Regions from separate parts of the Mus musculus genome. Here region 1 is linked to region 2. Evidence: chromatin contacts called from ENCODE Hi-C or POLR2A ChIA-PET data. All regions are on one chromosome and are shown on one strand. The core of a region is the stretch at or near the end of the contact, and the rest is flanking DNA. Distances in the headings are between cores, read along the strand shown. Region 1 overlaps Aqr (aquarius). Region 2 holds the start of Scg5 (secretogranin V).

Region 1 (6,344 bases), core at 2,476-4,975, 300 kb before region 2:
CTGGCCGGACATGTGCAGTGTACCTACACCTTAGGTTTGACTCCCCAGCACTGAAAAAGAAAAGGAAGACAAAAAACTGTTAAATGTATTGAATTTTCCAAAACAAGATTTTTAATATTTCTAAGCATGCCAGGCATGGTAGCAAACACACATATAATCCTTCTGGCCTCTATATACACACATACACATATATACATACTCCTAACATGCCCATATACACACACATATACAACATACAAACAAATGAATAGCTTTAAAAGCTGTTTTGTGGGGTCAGTTTACTCTTCTTGGTATTACTGGGATATCTGCAATTGTTGGTCCGTCTTGACTCTTTTACAGAGCACACACTATTACGTTGGCACTCCTGATGGCTCATGCTTCTTGCACAGTTTGGTGACTGGATTTCCCTTAAAACTTGAATTCACTTCACTTGTAATTTTGAGCTCAGGCTATTGTTAGACTGCTGATGCTTAATTCAGCTATTCAATTGTAGTGTTTAAGGAAACAGAAGGAAGTGAAGGCTAGGGGGGATAAGCATTGTGCCACAAAATGAGACCCAAGTTAGACCACAGCGAAGGGAGGGAGGGAGGCAGGCAGGCAGGCAGGCAGACAGACAGACAGACAGACAGACAGATAGACAGATAGCTGAGGCCGCTGAGCTTCCCAGTGTTCCTCCTCTCACATTTCCTGTATGTGAAATCCTTTCCAGCTGCTGATGTTAGGTAGAAACTGGAATGTTGAGAAAAGTAATAAACCCACTGTCAAATTAAGAAATAGAAAGGCTACTTCTTAATTCCTAAAATAAGATACACATCTGCTGGCACAACTCATGTGTGCTTAGTCTAAAAAACACTTAATGTGTGCTCACACGTGAGTCACTAATAGGGACTGGGAGAGAGGGCGTTTGACCACCAAGCATGCCTGCCATAGGAGCATCTGCATTGGTTACAGTGTGTGCAATTTTATCAGCATAGGACAGAGTTGTAAGAAATGATAAGCCAGGCAGTGTTGGTGTACGCCTTTAATCTCAGTATTTGGGAGGCAGAGGCAGGTGGATTTCTAAGTTCGAGGCCAGCCTGGTCTACAGAGTGAGTTCCAGGACAGCCAGGGCTATACAAAAAAACAAAAGAAAGAAAAGAAAAAAGAAAAGAAGAGAAAAAAAGAATTTAGGAAAGCAGGAATATACTTTTAACTTTGAATCTGAAGTGTCTAAGTATGGGACAGTTCAGTCACGGGGTATTGGAGGTGAGTGGAGTTCATTGACTTGCCATTTCTATGAAGGAAAGACTTTTAACTTGCTTTTATAGTTAGTTAAAAAAAAGAAAATACATGTTTCACTTAACAAATTCTTTAAAAATATTTAGGACCTGAACCCAGACCCAATCTTAGAGGAGAGTCAAGGACATTTCGAGTATTTTTGGATCCAAACCAGTATCAACAGGATATGACCAATACGATACAAAACGGAGCCGAAGATGTGTATGACACTTTCAATGTCATAATGAGGAGGAAACCGAAGGAGAATAACTTCAAGGTAATGTTCAGTTCTGCAGCTAAAACTCCTTATACCCTAGAAATGAAATCCAAAAGAGGACCACATACGTGCTGGGGAGAGGGGTTGCAGTGAATATTAACTTCAGTCTTAAATTCGTAGCATACTGATTACATATGACACTTCATCCCCATCCCTGCCGCAGAGCCAGCCACCCCAACTGTAGCACCTGCAGCTCCAGTGAACTTGGCAGCCGTGCCAATGTCCCTTGAAATGATGCTGTTTTGGAAGCTGTGACTAGGGATAAGTGAGGTCAGAGGCCACCGGGCCAAGCTGCTGAGGCCCTCATCTGTTGGCATCTGTGGTCTCTTCAGCTCCACTGCAGACAGCGGGTGGCTCAGCAGCTGAGAGGTGCTCCTGATCTGGGAGCAGGTAGAGATGAACTTGGAGCAGACATCCATTTTAAGGGGTGAGAGGCCAAGGCAGGAGAGCTGCTCCCAGGGGAGAAAGGACAGAGAGGCCACCCTGTTCTTTAGATAAGACTTTACACTGTCCCTCTAAATGATTTTCCTCAGGTATATTTATGGTTTGTTCCTCCACTTGACACAAGCAACTCAGTTTAGGTGTCACTTAAGAGAGCTCTGTTTCCAGGTTGTACAGGAGCTAGGCTGGTCTCACATTTACTTTTCAATAAATGACTCTCAGGCACATAACTGAAGTCTACAGAGTATTCCTCTCTTTGCCATTCTAATGACTGTCTCTGTTGTGAGTGATGTTGTGCTTAGTTACCTGGGACTTGTAGAGGTGAATAAGACGCAGTTGATACCTTAACTGTTAATCAAGAAAGAAATATAAATAGTTATCATCAAAGGTTAGCAAGTGCCAAACATGACTTTTTAAGGGAATTCAAGGAGGCGTTCAGGTCCTGGTGCAGCGAGCAGGAGCTGCCCGTGCTGTGTGTTTGCTGTTTCTGGCACACCTTGGTAGAATCCTCACTTGGTCCCATGCTGCAGTTGTATTTCCAGTTAGTGCAGCGGTTCTAGCCTGGATCTTCCAGTTCTTGCCTGGACCGTTGGGATGGCTACCTTTCTCTACTGTCTTCATAGTCCTGTTGATAGATATTTTCTAATTCTCTTGAATACTGATGCTTTTATTCTGCTACTTAGAACATTTCCGAAACTACCCATTAATGATTAAATAAATCAGAAATTCTTTGTTGCATTAAAGTAAAATGCCACCTTCCTCCTTGAAGCTTTTCCTCATATGAAGTCCATCCCCCACCACTCACATCTCCTGTGGTGGAGTCCTCTGAATTGTGTAAAATTCTTTACTAATCATCACATTCTGCTGCCTCTTGGCATGGTCTGTGCCTTCCTTCACCTCTACGTGGTTTATATAAGATTCCATCCATCCAGAGCTCTCCTCTTCCTCATCCGTGTTCTGTGGATGTGCTTGTCCGTCTGTCCATCACTCACCTATCCCTTACTTCTACTGTGCTAGGATACTGAGTTTTAAAAACATCGATTTGGTTGCTGGGTTCTTTGAGATTAGGCCTTTGAGATTCTCCTAGTTTACATGTTAGGATTTGTTACTTTATCAGAATGGTTTTTGAATATTCTAAAAAAAAATGTTCTCGGCTCTGTTAATTCCTTTTGGCAGAAATGTGCTAACTCCTGTAGAATCCTTTTATTGTAGTACCAGTTCTTCTCTATATTGTTTGACACTCTTATCAATGTGTTTGCTTGTTTATTTCTTTCTATCCATGCTGACTTTTATAAATTTATAAATTGTACTGCATTTCACCAAACAGCTATAGCTATACACTACGTATGCAGAGAGAAAAACTCGAGTTTATAAGGAAGCATTTGTATTTCAGGGCCTGTTTTGTAACTTTCTTTATCTTGTTTTTTGGTATTGGGTTGACATGGATCTTATTTTTATCCTGTTCAATAGGAGTCAAGCGGCAAGCTTATTTATGTCATTCTATCTAAACGAATTCTTCGTGGATAAACTGTGCTTACTAACTTAGTTCTTTTGTTTGACTCAGTCTATGGTATCAACTGAAAATATAGCTGTTGGTTCAGTCTTGCCAAGCACCTGTCAGCAGAAAGTAGCTTCTTGCCTTGAAACACATGGGCATTCCGGATTGGTGCCGTCAGCTCTGCATTCCAGGGAAGTGCCGGTGTCCGAGATGTCTACTGACGCGATACTCTTCTGTCTCTTTACTGCCAGGCTGTGTTGGAGACGATTCGGAATCTGATGAATACTGACTGCGTGGTACCGGACTGGCTGCATGACATCATTTTGGGCTATGGGGACCCAAGTAGTGCCCATTATTCAAAAATGCCCAATCAGATTGCCACCCTGGATTTCAATGACACTTTTCTCTCCATTGAACATTTAAAGGCCAGCTTTCCTGGTCATAATGTCAAAGTGACTGTGAGTGACCCAGCACTCCAAATCCCCCCTTTCAGGTAAAATCAGAATGGATCTGCTCTTAGGCTTAGTCTGTCTGTAGTAGAATCAGCACTGGTGACTAAGTGAGTTTTAAGCATTGTGTCTGGACTTCATTTTGGCAGTCCTTAGCTTTGCTGTAATAATCACTGGGATAAGACTATTATATTTGAATCTATTCCTGACTCTTATTGCAGAAGCTATTTTTAAGACTACATTAAAAGTAGCTTCATGTCTCAAAAGAGATCAGTAAGTGTCTGTGATTTGGAAAGAACTGTATAAATATAGTAGCTGACTAAGGAAATATGCCTGTACCTCTCACACGTAGTCTAGTGTGTTCCCTAACTACCACCATACAGGCATGTGAGGTTGAACTTCATTTTGATTTTAAGAAGCTAAAAGTTTTCTTTCAACTCTGCCTGCCTCATACAGGTTTTAAATACAGGTTGAGTGCCCTTTATTTAAAATGTTTGTTACCAGAGATATTGTAAGTTTGGAGTTTTTTTCAGATTTTGAAGTATTTCCACAGATATCACCAGTTGGATATTCCTAATCTGAAAGTCCGAAAGCCAAAATGTTCCAAAATTCAAAATGTTTTGAAAATTGAGTATCGCAAATGTTTAAGATTGTAGAGTATTTTCAATTTCACGTTTCAAATTGTGGATATGCAGTATGAATTCAAAACAGTTATGTTAATGTCAAGTGGCTTTAGCTCTTAAGTAGGAATAAAGTGAGGTGCATGGAGCCATTGGCTGCTTCCGGAGTTTGTTCATAAGCATCAGAAGCTGTATGCCAAGATGGCCTTGGGAGAGTTCAGATCTTACTTCTTTAGCTGGAAGCCAGAGCATGCACCTTCCACAGGACCTATTAAATACATGCAGTGACTCAGTATGCTTCCAACATAGTTTTCAGAATAGCCACACCTCGTCTTCCTCCTTTCATCTCTAAATTCTGTTTATTACAAAAGCACTCTTGTCTCCTGGGTTTTCTCTATCTGTATTCTCATAACTCTTCAGTAGCATAGACTGTTAAAAACAGTCTTTGTCCCTCCTAACTTCTGCTTCTCTAGGCCCTTAGATTTCTTTTGTTTGTTTGTTTGGTTGGTTTGGTTTTTTATTTAATCATTTATTTATTTTACACTCCAGATTTTATCCCCTCCCCCATCCACCCTCCAACTGTTCTACATCCCACACCTCCTCCCCACCCCCACCCCCACCCCTGTCTCCACAAGAATGTCCAACCCCCACCCAACCAGACCTCTAAACTCCCTGGGGCCTCCAGTCTTTCAAGGGTTAGGTGTATCATCTCTGATTGAACACAGACCCAGCAGTCCTCTGCTGCATGCGTGTTGGGGGCCTCATATCAGCTGGTGTATGCTGCCTGGTTGGTGGTCCAGTGTTTGAGAGATCTCAGGGGTCCAGGTTAATTGAGACTGCTGGTCCTCCTACAGGGTCCCCCTCCTCCTCAGCTTCTTCCAGCTTTTCCCTAATTCAATCACAGGGGTCAACAGCTTCTGTCCATTAGTTGGGTGCAAATATCTGCATTTGACTCTTTTCAGCTACTTATTGAGTCTTTCGTCAGAGTGTGGTCATGCTAAGTCCCTTTTTGTGAGCACTCCATAGCGTCGGTAGTACTGTCAGGCCTTGGGACCTCCCCTTGAGCTGGATCCCACTTTTGGGCCTGTCGCTGGACCTTTTTAGGTTTCTATGGTGGTATATTTTTTGAACTCTCAGATGCTTTTGCTAGATAGAGCCATTTACTCCCTAGCTTGAGAAGTGCATGCTTCTGCCTACAAGTAAGGGAACTTACTCGCCACTTTAGTTCTAGGCAGCTTTTGGCTCTGTCTATACTTTAAGAATGGGAAAGAAGATTGGGAAAAGTACACAGAATGAGAGTTAACTTTTTTTGGCTTAATTTTAGGAAATTTATTGAAAACATTAGCTTCTAACCCCAGACTAAGAACCTCTTGCCTGAATTGCCACACCCGACTTCAGAGTGTCTGTCTCTCCTTTTCTCAGTTGTCCTCTGTGTCTGGCTTGGCTGTTTGTATGTGGACTCTGCTGTTCCTTATTTCTTTGGGGAAGGCTTTTCTCTCTGGCTGTGTTCTTTGAAACCTGTCTCTTTAAGTCTTCTTACTAAATGAGCATGAATAAAGCACTTTACATTGCATATGACAGATACTTAATGTTTCTTTGATTTATCCATTAGTTGGATGACGTTTTCCCCCAGAGGGAAGACTTAACACCCATTTTAGTAATTGTAAATGTACTTTTATTTCAAAGTTTATATAGAGATAAATCACAAATATTTCTCATTCATCTGTTCGCCACACAACTTCATACACGAGATAGTAGTTCTTTCTTTTTTATTGAAAGCTAAATTTTTCTTGCAATTTGCT
Region 2 (6,240 bases), core at 2,395-4,894:
GCAGGATGCTTGTGTGCTGGTGTGTAGATATGGCGGGCGGGCAGTTGCAGGATGCTTGTGTGCTGGTGTGTAGATACAGCGGGCGGGCAGTTGCAGGATGCTTGTGTGCTGGTGTGTAGATATGGCGGGCGGGCAGTTGCAGGATGCTTGTGTGCTGGTGTGTAGATATGTCGGGCGGGCAGTTGCAGGATGCTTGTGTGCTGGTGTGTAGATATGGCGGGCGGGCAGTTGCAGGATGCTTGTGTGCTGGTGTGTAGATACAGCGGGCGGGCAGTTGCAGGATGCTTGTGTGCTGGTGTGTAGATATGGCGGGCGGGCAGTTGCAGGATGCTTGTGTGCTGGTGTGTAGATATGTCGGGCGGGCAGTTGCAGGATGCTTGTGTGCTGGTGTGTAGATACAGCGGGCGGGCGGGCAGTTGCAGGATGCTTGTGTGCTGGTGTGTAGATCGGGGTGCTTGTTAAGTAGGGTCTGTCTGAAGTGGTCCCACTGTAGAGCAGTTTGGACTTTCATACTTGCACATGGGGCTACTTTGTTTTTCTTTATTACTGAAGCATTTACACATAACTTTATTGTGATTTCCTGAAGCAGGGGTTATAATAACTTTAGAAGATACTGTTGGCTAGGTTTATTTATATAAAAGGGACATGAGTTTTATTCTGCATGCTTGATCAGAAGAATACAGGAAGTTGTGCTTGTGCCTCTTGTTATTCCTTCACATCAGGAACATTGTTCACAGAAACTTCTAGTACATAAAGGGAATGATGAAGCCCTGCAAACCTTATGTCTTGAATTATTCATGTTTGTTGCCTTGACCCAAAACCAAGAAGTTAATTGGCCTCAGTGGTATGTGAACACTTTTGTTGGAGACAGAGGGATTTATTTGGTCAGCATCGCCTGTGGTTTCACTTGAATTTTGAATTAAAGACAGTGAATAAAGCATAATGACAACAAAGGTACTGCATACTTTATAATGTTGAGGTAAATGATTAATCGTAAGCCATACTTCATTTTTAAAGGTGATTTGGATCATATTTTGTCCAGTATGACAATGAAATTTTTAGGCAGGTATAGTTAAACTGGAAAATTTTAATCAAGTTGTTTTTTTCCTATGAAGATGGTTGATTTTAGAATTGAATTGTTAATGTACCTCTGTACATTTTACTTAGATAAATATCAGATAGTGTTATCATGTGTTTAAATGTTATTTATTTAGCATAGACATTAAAAATAGCTCCTGGGAAACGTCTTGTCTGCGTGTTGTATTTTAGATGTAAAACACTGCACACACTATCAGTGTGCGTTTGTGTGTGAAGAACTAACGTCAGGTTCTCAGGGTTACTTTGCAGGTTCTACGTGAAGCCTTGCGGTGATTAGATTTATTTTACATGTGTGTTGTCTTCATGTAAGTATGTATAACACACGTGTGCCTGTCCTCTAAGATGAGAACAGCAGTTGATATCCTGGATGGTTGTGAGCCACTGTGTTGGTTCTGGTAACCAAACCTGGGCCTTCTCTGTAGGATTGGAAACCAAACCTGAGTCCTTTACAAGAGCAACAAGTGCTTTTTAGCTGTAGTACAACCCTTCCACCCCCAAATTTCTGTTTTATTTCAAAAGTTCATTATATTTCCAATGTTCATTATCTAGTAAAACTCTCTAGTCTTAAACTTCATATTCATCTGATCAAAACAGACTAGCCATGCATTTTCAGTATGCCTGGAACAGGTTGTATGGATCTTATACCTAAAGTGGATAAGAGAAATATTTCAGATTTTGGAATATTACATAGGTTTTACTGATTGAAGTGCTTCCAAATGTGAAACATTTTGAGCTAAGTTTTCCTGTGTATTAAGAAAGCCTCCTATGATTTCAGTGGGTGTTTAATGCCTGAGCAGAGCATGGTGCAGATGCACTCAGAAGATAGAGGTGTGTGGTGGTGGTGGGGAATCTACAATTTAAGATTGAGGAATGAGTTGTTTAACTCTTTAAGATTCCACATTTCTTATTTGGGAGGTGAGAAAGTTTTAAAATGTGGTTTCATTTTTGTATTTCTTATCTTATTCAAAAATGAAGATTGTTGCTAATTTCATGGGCTAAAGGTCAGACAGTATATACATTTTTGCTTTCTGAAGTTAAAAGTGTACAGTAACTTCAAGAGTTATTCTCATTTTTTTAAGTGTAAGAAACTAGTATTTGGGTGTTCTCATAAATAAGCAGTAGATTTTAATACACAAAGCACTAAAGTTAGTGGGTTTCTGGGTTACATTCTACGGTCACTAAGAACTTACTGTAGGGTTTTGAGAAACAAGTATAGGATATATATGATTCATATTTTATTTTAAAAATACCAGGTTTTAGTCAAGTGTACTGGCACATGCCTGTAATCTTACCTATTCTGGAGGCTGAGGTATGTAGGCTCTTTTGAGATCAGCCATGGTAAGACCCATGCACTCCTCAAGCTTGCATGTGAACTGTTGCCCAGGGGCTCAAGCTGAATGCTTTGTTCCTAGCTAGTGGCACTGTAGCAGTTGTAGAACCATTAGGAGTAAGTGTGTCACTGGGGGACCTTGTATGCTCTGCTCTTTATCCTGACCCTCCATGAGCTCCCACCGTCATGTACTGAAATCTCAAAAGTTGTGAACCAAAATTTTATAAAAATGTCCTTTCCATCTGCATTTTGTCAGCAATAAAAGGTCTTCACACCCTGTCTAATAAGTACAACATGAATCGTACAGTTTTTGTATGTTTCTGTCAACTACACAGCCAGCAACCTATTTTTCCAATATTAAGTTGAATATAACTGAGCTATGTTGAAGTCAACTTGAGAGTAAACAGTATTCATTAGTAGTAGGTATTGTGTACCTGAATCCAGGAGAGTGTTTATTATCTTGACTGAAACAGAAAGCATCCAGGGAACCAAAGGCACTAGATGTCTGGCTTTTCACACAAACTTCTGGCTGACAAGTCTTCCAGCTTCTATTCATTACAGTAAAATGTCAGTGGGTTTGCTGCTTCTAGCTGCAGTAAGAAAAAAGAAAATCTGAATTCTAACCACATCCTGGAACTTGCTGTTTACCACAAGTTTCTTGATGAAGGCTTTGCAGCATTTGTACTGTTACTTTTAGGGCCAGGAATCTCCTAAGATCCTGGGTCCCACCGTTGGTATCACAAAATAGAAGTTCCAGGTCTGTTTAGGTAAGTTCTGCATGCCCCGAAAGTGTCCTGCACGTTCACCTCTTAGTGAACTTATGAAGCAATGCTCAGAGCCTCCGGGTCCCCTGGGGCCTTAAGGGAGGGTAGCACTGTCACCAGGGCTTAAGTGCGGGGGTAGGAAAGGAAAAGTACTAGAAGAGAGTATGAACATTCCAGCATGAAACCCATTTGTATGGTAATTCTAAAATCTAGAGGATGTCAATTAAAGATGCCATCTACTTGTGGCAATTGCTTGAGACTGATAAAGGAGGTAAATGACGTTCATAGGGGTCGATGGAGAAAGGGGGCACCCTAGAAACAGCCAAGAGACACAGAGACTGCTTCAGTTGGAGCTGAGCAACATTCCAGGCCTGAGACGCAGGCGCCTGCAATGCCTTCCAGGAATTCTGGGAAGGCCTCTTCCACCTGCTGTGGGCGGGGCCTGGGTGGACCGAGGTTTCGGAGGGAGGTGACGCAGGAGCTATCCAGCACGTCAGCTCCCTGTTTTGGCCTAGATTGCAAGAAGCTCGCCCGCGGCCACACGGTGAGTTCCGCAGTGATGCAGGTGATGCGGTCCGACTTGTCGTTCAGCTGAAAGCGGGAGTGCTTGGGTTCCTTGGGTGTGGGGGAGCATGCCCTTCAGAAACCCTAGCTGGGGTCAGACAAAGGATGGATGCGGGGATTACAGGGGGTGGTTATAAATAAGGGGTGGGGGTGGAGTTCCGAGAGCAGCGATTGGGTAGTTCATCCGTGGGCTAGCCAGTAAAGAAAACATCCTGTATTCGGAGTTCATGAAGAAAGATGGAGATGATGGAGCCTGGTGCCCGCATCCAGCCCTTTTATCACAGCGGTAGATTGTGCTGTTAAAATAGCGGTCCTTGGCTCTTTGAAGAGCATGGTTTTAATGTCTGTGAGTTGCAAGGAAAGGCCGTTAGCTGCAGACAGATAAAATGAAGTATTTGTTTTAGGGAAGATATTTGGCTTGTTCCCTACCTTTTTATTCCCTATTCCCGTGTGAATGCTCAAAAGGGTTTATCTGACTATGGCCTGAAGCACCCATCCTGAACGAGCAGCTGCCAGGGAAGCTGTGTGAAAACTGTTTCCTTGTTCAGCTTCCCGTGGCTTCTACGGACACCAACATGTAAGGCAGATTTATCCCCCACCATGTCACTGTCTTTCCTCTCCCTGCTGCTTCTGCCTCCGCAAACCTTAACTCCCAGAACCGCTTATTACCATCAAGGGGCTAGACGTGCAGGGGGCTTACTAGGTACCTGGCTTTGCTCCATGCTCCTTACATGATTTTGATCTTTATCTTCACAGTAACTCTATAAGATAGATTGTTGCTATCCTTGGTCTGTAGAAAAGGAGGCTGAGGAACTTGCCCAGGAAGACCTAGCTGGTATGCAGTCAAGCGTCTCATGTTGCTTGCTTCCCTCATCACAGAGCAGGATAGGAGTTGGCGTACCTCTCTGCTCGGGATCTTCACCTATTGCCTGCTGGTCTGCTAAGTTCAAACACCCTCGGCCACTACTCCAGACCTTTCTCTGGGATGTTTTTTGATTGTCTGTTTGTTTTTTACTGTTTGGGTCTCCCTAACTCCCTTTTGTTATTCCTTTCTTTCCTTAAACTAGGAGATCTTAAAAATTACCACCCTCCCTATCTCAAATCCAAAAGTGCTTAGATTGCAAGGATCACAGACCATAGATGTGAGAACATATTCCTGTCCTTAGAATCCTCAGGTGTCAAGTTAGAGGGACTAGTTTATCCTAGACTCTTCTGTCTTCTTATTTCCTTCACACAGCGGTTTCCTACCTGGCTTGGACACAAAGCAAACCTCTAGGAATTTTTCATTTGAGTCTCCTTTCAGGGTGGTCCTTCAGCCTCAACTTGTGAGTCATAGTTATATCACCCCAGTTGTGTTATGGTTGCCCATTTTGGCCAAGTTATATAACTTGGTCCTTTCTTCTGCAGGTTAAAAATGGCCTCAAGGCTGGTCTCTGCTATGCTATCTGGCCTTTTGTTTTGGTTGATGTTTGAGTGGAATCCAGCATTCGCTTATAGTCCACGGACCCCTGACCGGGTCTCAGAGACAGACATCCAGAGGCTGCTTCATGGGGTTATGGAGCAGCTGGGCATTGCCAGGCCACGCGTGGAGTACCCGGCTCACCAGGCCATGAATCTTGTTGGGCCACAGAGCATCGAAGGTATGCACTCTTCCAAACTGACAGTGTTTCTATTGTATTTCTGAGGGTTTTTGTTTTGTTTGGTTTGGCGTGTGTGGGGGTATTGTTTTCTTTTTTTACTGGTAGAATCTTATTTAGACCAGACTTTCACTGAACTTCCTATGTAGCCAAGGATTACCTGGAGCTCTAATCCTACTGCCTCCACCTCCCCAGTGCTAAGACGGGGAAACGTATGAGGTTCTGAGGAAGGAAGCTGGGGCTTCAGGCTAAGCAAGCACTCTGGGCTGAGCTGCATACCTGGCACTATTTCTCCTGATATGTAATTTTCCCTACTAGGACCACCTCACAGTGCTGTCTGCTCCAGGGCTCTAGGTTGCTGTGAATAGTGTTGACACATGATGCCCATTTCTGTCTTGTTGCTGTCACTTTGAACCATTGATATGCTGTGTATTTTGGTTGACATTTGATTTCAGGAGTAGATTAGCCTAAATAACTTGAATCTGCAAGCATGCAACCATGGCAAATGGCTTGCATCAAGATAAATCAGATAGGACTCCTTGCCATTCTTTTAGGAAGAGTCTAAACTCTAAGTGGCACCAGTCACCTGTTCCTGTTTATTTAATTTTTTTTTTGAGATGGTAAATATCTGCTCTCTCCACTAGTAAAGTATATGGTTAATCACTCTGCTGTTGCCATGGGGAAGGGTCTCCCTGGTATCAAAAGCCTGTGTTTTTCAGAGCCTTGTTTTATTCACTCAGTCAGTATCCAACCGTGTATTGTCCTCCATATGCACTTTGCAGGATGCTGGGGCACCCCTGTCCTACGTGGTTCAGACTAACTGGGAGAAGGGAACTGACAAAAAGTC

Evidence for each region. A loop is a pair of places that touch in the nucleus more often than their neighbours do. ChIA-PET counts read pairs that join two places held with the same protein, here RNA polymerase II (POLR2A).
Region 1: a loop to region 2 is called in a map of T-helper 17 cell, with 2.6 times the contacts of the local background. The contact joins the enhancer-like site here to the promoter of Scg5 in region 2. A Hi-C loop is called at or near these places in 2 of 37 maps with a recorded cell type or tissue (both T-helper 17 cell). POLR2A ChIA-PET finds 5 or more read pairs at or near these places in 2 of 5 experiments (both embryonic stem cell).

What each region holds. Positions count from the first base shown.
Region 1 is chr2:114,128,157-114,134,500 of GRCm38, reverse strand. It overlaps Aqr (aquarius), which reads left to right. Exons shown (of 35, transcript NM_009702.3): 19 at 1,365-1,534; 20 at 3,725-3,966. Among named protein-coding and RNA genes, the nearest start is that of Mir7002, 19 kb to the left of the region's middle. Within about 2 kb of position 3,725, at least 1 of the 3 ENCODE cell types and tissues checked has a DNase peak (open chromatin) inside an H3K27ac peak, as active enhancers do.
Region 2 is chr2:113,826,495-113,832,734 of GRCm38, reverse strand. It overlaps Scg5 (secretogranin V), which reads left to right and starts at 3,644. Exons shown (of 6, transcript NM_009162.3): 1 at 3,644-3,736; 2 at 5,164-5,396. The coding sequence starts at 5,171. Arhgap11a (Rho GTPase activating protein 11A) reads left to right here. Exons shown (of 12, transcript NM_181416.3): 12 at 1-1,243.